2 separate regions of the Homo sapiens genome follow, and region 1 is linked to region 2. The links are chromatin contacts, found by Hi-C or POLR2A ChIA-PET in ENCODE. All regions are on one chromosome and are shown on one strand. Each heading gives the region's core, a stretch centred on a gene start or an enhancer-like site at or near the end of the contact. The rest is flanking DNA. Distances are from core to core; before and after follow the strand shown. Region 1 has its middle 140 kb from the start of ABCA8. Region 2 has its middle 150 kb from the start of LINC01482.

Evidence for each region. A loop is a pair of places that touch in the nucleus more often than their neighbours do. ChIA-PET counts read pairs that join two places held with the same protein, here RNA polymerase II (POLR2A). Pooled maps may share reads with other maps.
Region 1: a loop to region 2 is called in a map of HepG2, with 9 times the contacts of the local background. The contact joins two enhancer-like sites. A Hi-C loop is called at or near these places in 5 of 168 maps with a recorded cell type or tissue (A673, Caco-2, GM23248 and 2 more) and 1 of 50 pooled maps. POLR2A ChIA-PET finds 5 or more read pairs at or near these places in 2 of 52 experiments (A673 and HepG2).

The regions. Positions count from the first base shown.
Region 1 is chr17:68,817,249-68,821,307 of GRCh38, forward strand. No RefSeq gene overlaps it. Among named protein-coding and RNA genes, the nearest start is that of ABCA8, 140 kb to the right of the region's middle. Within about 2 kb of position 2,388, at least 2 of the 41 ENCODE cell types and tissues checked have a DNase peak (open chromatin) inside an H3K27ac peak, as active enhancers do.
Region 2 is chr17:68,776,190-68,779,795 of GRCh38, forward strand. No RefSeq gene overlaps it. Among named protein-coding and RNA genes, the nearest start is that of LINC01482, 150 kb to the left of the region's middle. Within about 2 kb of position 1,347, at least 14 of the 41 ENCODE cell types and tissues checked have a DNase peak (open chromatin) inside an H3K27ac peak, as active enhancers do.

The DNA.
Region 1 (4,059 bases), core at 1,138-3,637, 42 kb after region 2:
TAGTCCCAGCTACCTGGGAGGCTGAGGCAGGAGAATGGCTTGAACCCAGGAGACGGAGTTTACAGTGAGCCAGGATCGTGCCACTGCACTCCAGCCTGGGCGACAGAGCAAGACTGTCTCAAAAAAAAAAAAAAAAAAAATTCCTTGAACCAACATGCCCTTCAGGTACCAATCCATTTCTTGCTTTCTTTCCGCAGTCCAATTTCTCAAGCGTTGCCAGTACTCGCTATCTTAGTTTTTCCCACCCACTACTCATTACTTAACCCACACTGGTCTGGCTTCTGTACCCATAACTCCTCAAACAGCTCTTACGCATTCAACCTGTGGCCTCCAAGTGGTTTTGTCTGGTAAAACATTTTTAAAAATCATCCTTTGTGTCCTTGGAGTAGAAAGGAAGACTTCAGTATGTGTTTTGTCCGTCATTTTCATGGAAGTTTTTTCTGCATCTTTTTTTTTTTTTTTTTGCTGCATTCTATAATATATTTTGGGTAAGGGGCCTTCCTGTATTAGGTGGGTGACTCTACAGATCTTTGGACTATATAACTCCACTGTAACTTGTGTGTTCTTTCTTACATCATGAGGTCTCAGCTTAAGGGCAACCACTCTACACTCTGTGCAGGGGTCTTCTGGGCTCCTGAATACCCTCACTTTGCTGCCTGCCAATTACTCCCTGGTGTTCCTGCCACCCTCTGCTGCCGTGTCTTTCAGGAAGTCTATTGCGTGAGGCTGCAACTGGCTGTGAAATCTAGTGAATAATATCCTGAGACAGCTGAGCCCATTAAATAACTCTTAAAAATGTACTCCAGGTTTGTTCTGATAGTTAGCTGGCATTATCCCCCGGCCCATGTATTAGGGCACTCACCCACACTAAGTTCTGATCTTACATTTTCTCCCCTCCTCTCCACTCCACTCTGCTTAGTGAGAAATTCTTGACGAGATCTTGAGCCATCAGCTCAGTCCAAGAAAACTTCAATTTGCTAGCCTGAATCTCTGTTTCTAGCCCTTAATTTTTTACTTGAAGCCATTCTAAGATTTTAATAGGGTAACATGTTTCCTTAACTCATGGGGGATGAGGGGGGCCTCTCCGCATGTCTAAATTACCGAGAGTGATAAACATTTCAGTCCCTGTGATGCCATCTGCTTTCTGCTCTCCAGAAGTTGTTTCTAATTTGTTTTTTGGTACTCTCATTTTGTTTCCCGACAATGCTCCAGAAGTTTTCTTTGTTTTTATGTTTTTGGATTTCTGTATTATGGAGAGGGATGGGGTGCTAAAAAGTTTCTCACTTTGCCATCTTAAAACTGAAAAGCTACCTTCTCTGATGGGTTCTGTGAGTTGTATAAATGTATCATTTGAATCCAGTGGTTTGAGAAATATGATCTCATCCAAGCAGCCCAAACTCAAAGCCTGGTCCACTTTCTGCCCATACGACAGGGGCGAGTGACTGCAACACACACCCCAGCTGTCTCACATGTAGCATGGAAATTGATCATTGTTCAGAGTAAATGAAGTCCTATTTTCAAAGTCACTTAGCACACTGCCTGAGACATTGTGGGTGCAGGCTGGAAGGAGGTTTTACTGGACAATTTGAATACAGTCATGCAGTGGGGAAGTTCACCCATATCTTTTCTCCTATGCTGCTCAGAATGAAGAGGTTGGTGTCTCCACTTCCTAGAGTGTTTTGTGGGTCAAGGTTTGCTCCTATGGAGGGCTTCCAGTCCTGCCATTTGGTCCAGTCCATGTGTCTCTAAACCTGGGGAATCTTTATCAGGTCAAAGCTAGAATTTTCCTTTTTTTTTTTTTTTTCCTGGTACCAGGTAGCTGTCAGCAGCACAGGTTTACATGTTCCTAGTACCTTTTGTTATTTGGTACTCTCATCTTGTTTTCCAGCAGTGCTTCAGAGGTTTTCCCTGTTTTTCTATGTTTGCATTTCTGTATTATGAAAAAGGATAGAATGCTAAAAAAATTTCAATTTTTCTCAATTTCTAGTTCCAATAGAAATAAATTTACTTATTCCCCCAAATTTCCCATGCCAAGAGATTTAAAATTGAGTACCTTTCTTAAAAAGAGAAAAATGTCTAGGATGGATGGAGTATACTGGAAGGCCGAGGTGGATCAGCTAGGCCTGGACCTCACAGATGGTCCCATCTGAGCCACAGAAACTATGATTGGGACAGGTGTTTTTTTCCCAAGGAAAATCAGAAGGGTGAATGAATGCTTGGCAGGAAAAAACAACAGGCATCCATTACATGCACTATCTTCCTTTTCTGTTTGTGGTGGCCATCTGAAGTCAGGGGGAGCACTAGGGACCCTCATTAGCGTCTTTGAATGCCCTCCTTACAAGAACGTGATGCCAGTCCATGCCACGTGAAAGCTGAGGTCAAACGTTGTGGACAGATGTCCTGTGTGCACTGTCCTGGTGCAGCTGCCAAAATCCTTTGATTTATCCCAAGCCAACTGTCTAGTTATTTTCCTTACTGGCCATTCGCTACTCACTGGGGGGTTTCCCAGGGATGTTCCATCTATTTTCTTCTATTTACTTTCTGTGTTAAATCTCTTATTTTCCTCCATCTGACATAACTTACACAACATCATTACTGACTTATTAATGCCACTTTTCTGATTCTTAGTGCTAATGACTTTCTTCTTTTTATATTTTTTGGTCAATTCTATGGATTCTGAGAGAAAGCAAATTTAAATATGCAAAATTGAATTGCCATGTTATATTTAAACTCACACTTAAAACCTGTAATCATCTTCACTTTGTGTTCAGTATTTCTTCATACTCTGTTTTGCCATTTTATGCCATATGCTCTGATCAGCACACATATACTCAGATTGCTAAGTACCAGTCATGACTATTCTAATTTATTTGAACCAAGGGGCATTGAGAAAAGACCATGAATGATGCTCCCAAACCATCACGATCCTTGTAAGAATCCTTAAGGCAATAACTTTCAATGTGAAGTTGATTCTAACTTGCCTAGTTGTTCAATAAATATTAAATGGTAATGATTCCAAAGAAACCATGTTGTTGGTAATCTCATCCTATTTAATATTGTATCTCTGCAATCATGTATGAGTAAATTCTTCAAAAATCAAATTTAGTATTTTCATAATATTGCTGAAATTATAAACCACTGTGTTATTGTGTCTTTCCACTTAGTTTCATTTTTCAACAATAGCACACTAAAATGAAATATCATTCTGAAATAACTAAAAAAAGGTAGCAATAATTATTGTTTGTTCCTTTGGAAAAAATATTTTTAGAAGGTGAGATAACTTAGGTTTGAAGTTTTCCTCCGAATGTTTACAAGAGGGAACATGGGGTCCGAACTGTTGTAGACAATAGACAAATAGGTTTCTCGGCGGCCAGAATCTGATTACGGTGAAAACAGAACCTTACTGTGGGAACTGGAGAGAGCAGTGCCTCTTGAACTTAAGCAAGTGAGTGTATTTTAGCCCAAGATAAACAAAGTCATTGCAGGGTTTTGACCTGAAAATGAGGTTAGAGATAATACTATAATATTTCAGTTGTACAAATCAAGACATAAACATGTTCCATCCTCTGCAGTTGCATGAAGCAATATATGTGCTTGTTCAAACAACAGACCAACCTGCCTGGGTTGGAATCCCGGCTCTGCTTTTACAAACTGTGTATAATAGATAACATTGATACCTGCCTTGATCTCCTTTTCTGGGTCAGTGCACGCATCTCCAGCTGCAATGAATTTTGTTTGCTCTTGGCTCTTAGCCGCTCTCTTCCAATAATTGCCTTGGGCCAAATCGGAGCCATCTCATCATCCCCCATGATGGCAAGCGACCATTGACTAAGTGACATGCAGGGTACAAAGACCAGCACACGGGCCTTAAGTGACACCAACTCTGTGTCGCAATCCACTCTCCAGAGCTCCAGGCTGAATCTGTTCTCCATCCTAGACCATTCCTTGCTTAGTTTTTTCCTCCTTATCTGCCTTGCTTCCTTTACTCTCCTTCTCTGAGAGTGTTCCGTCAGTAAATCACTTTCATAAGAATCCTTACATTAGGAGCTGCTTCCAGGG
Region 2 (3,606 bases), core at 97-2,596:
ATAACAAATCAGGTACATATTTAAGCCTATGTGTTTTCAGATCATGTTCCTTTAAAAACCGTCTGTATTGATGTGTTTCATAGAGAATAGCCAATTCACAAGACATTTCCCTGTTTTTTTGAAATGGTTAATAGTTTTTGAAAATATTTTTCTCAAAAAAATCTTAGGCATATTTGGAAGTGTGTGTTTTATGTCAGCTATCTATGTCTAGAATAGACCACCAGCATAGTGATATTTCAACCACCTGGAAGGCAAACTTTTGGATATTAGTTGTAAGTGTGTGTTATAAACCCAAGCTCTTTCAGATTAAAAAAATGCTGATGAATTTTGTTCTGGTGAAATACGCCAGCTCCAGGAAGAATAAAGTATGTTCAAGCATCCCTCTCTCCCCTGCTCTTGTTAAGAGAGGCACTGTTTAGAGAAGGAGGTTTCAGGGCCTGCCAGGGCCGCAGAGCTGAACTGAACCTGCTGATGAGACATACTTAGGTTTCATCATTGCTTTGATACTGTGGGGCTCAGAGTCTGGCATTCTCTGCCTCCTAAGGTTTTGATCTTCCATGAAGCTTCACTACTAGGTAGATATGGGGCTGTTTCCCTCCTGGGTAAACCTGCGTTCTTTCTTCTCTATTTCACCCTGGGAAGGCCTGGAATGGATGATTTAATCTAGGTTCTTTTGAAACTTTGTTAATTATGGGACTCTATAACCTGGGTTAGTCTTTCCTTGCCTCTTCTTTCCCACAGATATTGGCTTAGGTTAAGATGTGGGTTCTAGGGAAAACACATCAAGGAGATCATTCCATTTTCTGTTTTTTTTTTGTGCGTAAAGCAGAGGCACGAGAGGCATCCTGGTGTCTCATTCATAGAAAGAGTTCTGCATAGGGGTCTGGGCCCAAAACTCGGATGAGTTTTATAGATGAAGGGGTTTCTCTAGAGTGGCTCCTTTGCACGAATCCTGTATCAATCTTCAGTCATCATAAGTAGACAGGGATTTCAGATCCTGGATCTTTGTTCTCTCTTTCTTAATCTCTCTTTATTAGAGTTACAAAAGTAGCTGTGAGTGTTTCAGGCAACTGAACAACAACTGATTTACACATCTGCTAAGGTTGGCAGCTAAAAGCGTTTGAGAAAGTTCCCGATTTGATTTCCCACTCCAGAGGTTGAACCTACATCAGAGCACCATGAGTAATTGCTCTTTAGTACAAACATGTGCTTCTAAATACATAAGCAATGAGCTTTTGAAGCTGTCCCATGGTTTAATTTGAATTAGTTCAAGATGATACCTCCGGGGAGGCCCAGCAGGCAGACATTTCCTGCCCCACTTCCCTGGTGGGGCAGAATCACTGCTGGGAAGGCATGAAGGAAATCTGTCACTTTGGTTTCCAAATTTGGCCAGAAGGTGGCACAATCTGAAAACCCTTTTCTGCATCTCAGTGGAAACAAGGGCTCTGTGTTTTTCACATTCAGGTCAAAGATTCCAAGTAGAACTGGAAGAAGACCAAATATTGTAAAAGACTATAATTCATATCCTGAAGATTCTTGCAGTCCTTGGGGGCATTTCTTTGGGAGGGCTTGGGAAAAAAATAAACAAGCAAAAGAAATCTCATATGTACACTCTGAGAATTTTAGAGACGATTGGCCACGTTCTTTCAGAGAAAGGTACAAAAACAAAGCACTTTTATGTTGTTGTAAATAACAAGTTGGGATAGGGACTGGGAGAAGGACTTTTCATTTCCTTTCTGGAAACAAACAGCTTTATGATTGCAGCTCCATGACCTTTCTTGCTGTCCTGAGGGAATAGAAACTTCCTGACTTCTACAATTGGACTATTAGACACTTCTGATTTTCACGGAATTTAAGAATTGGAGATGATTTTTGAGGACATTTGGTCCAAACTTTACCCGGTGCAGAAGTTGATCTTGTTATCTCTCTGACTGATAAGAGAAACACCACCTATTTGCAAACCTCGGTGGGGTCAATAGTACATTCACCCGTCTTTCACTTCATCCTCATATCTGCATGGCGAGTTTGTTGTTTTCGTTGTGCTACTGACATCATTGCTAATAATGCTTATTGGGTACTTTCTTTATGAAATCCATTCATTAAAGGAATATTCATTTAATGATTATTTACCTGGGGCTTCATGTGCCAAACAATGAGTGAAACAGATTACATGCCTTATCTTATTGAATCCTACGACGAGCACCTGAGACAGGTGCTGTCTTTATCTCCCATTTGCAGCTGAGGAAGGTGGTGCTTAGAAAGATTAAGTAACAAAGGTTAAGGACAATGATTATTGTCTAAGGAAACACAGCTCAAAAGCAGTGGTAGTGGTAACAGGGGGCTTGTTTTGAGCCATGTTTGGCTGACCCAGAGTTCATACGCTGAACCACAGTGTTCTTGAGTCTACTGAAGTGTGTGTCGATGGCCTGGCAGGGATCCAATTCTCTCACCTGCCACCTGAGCATTTTTATTTGAATGTCATTAGACACATCTGTCTTTCAGGACACCAGGATCTATCCTGTGCTCTTCAGTTCCTCTGTCTGAGGTCTGTTCCTTCCTCCACATGACATCTCTTCAAATGTTTGAATGCTATGATCGTGTCTTAATGTTAATTCCCTTTTTTTTAGGCTAAACAGACTCAGCTTTCCAACTGCCCTCCTAAAAGACATGACTTTTTTTTGTTTTTGTTTGTTTGTTTGTTTGTTTGTTTTTTGGAGACAGGGTCTTGCTCTGTCACCCAGGCTACAGTTCACTGGCACAAACACAGCTCCCTGCAGCCTCGACCTCCTGGGCTCAAGCAATCCTCCCACCTCAGCCTCCCAAGTAGCTGAGACTATAGATGCGTACCACCATGCTTGGCTAATTTTTGTAATTAGGAAAGGCTCCTGGACCCGAATGCCCATGTCTCTGCATATTACCCTATTGTACACATTTGTTATTTCTTTTTCACAATGAGGAAACCAATGTTTTGGGTAACTTACCAGAGGTTACTAAGTATGGGGGTTCGCCGTGTTGCCCAGGCTGGTCTTGATCTCCTGGGCTCAAGCAATCCTTCCACCTTAGCCTCCCAAAGTGCTGGGATTATAAGCTTAAGCCACCATGCCCAACCCAAGACATGACTTTTGAGCCCTTAACCCCTTTGGGATACTGTTTGTTTATTTGTAGGTCTTGTTGTCCCTTCTGTGACTTTCTGAGACTTGCAATTACTCATTGGACATTTGCCTTCCCCGTTAGACTCCTGCTCTGTGAGGGTGGAGGCCAGGTCTTTTCTGTTTATCACAGACCTCCAGAGCCTTGCTTGGTTCCCAGCATGGTGCAGCTGTTTAATTGATGAAATAATGAATCTCCAAAATGGGATTAATTATAGCTTCTCTTCTTCTTTCATAGGATTGTTGTGTGAAACAAACAACACAATGCATGTAAAAGTACTCTGTCGTGCTAAAACATCATGCTGATGCCATTACCAAGAGATTCATTGCATATCAAAAGTCATATTGTTGATTAGCATGGAATGCAAAACTCTCCATCCATTCATTGATTCATTGGTTCATTATTTATTTAAAAGCTACTATGTGCTCACGTAATGTATTTTAAAGTCCTTTTTTC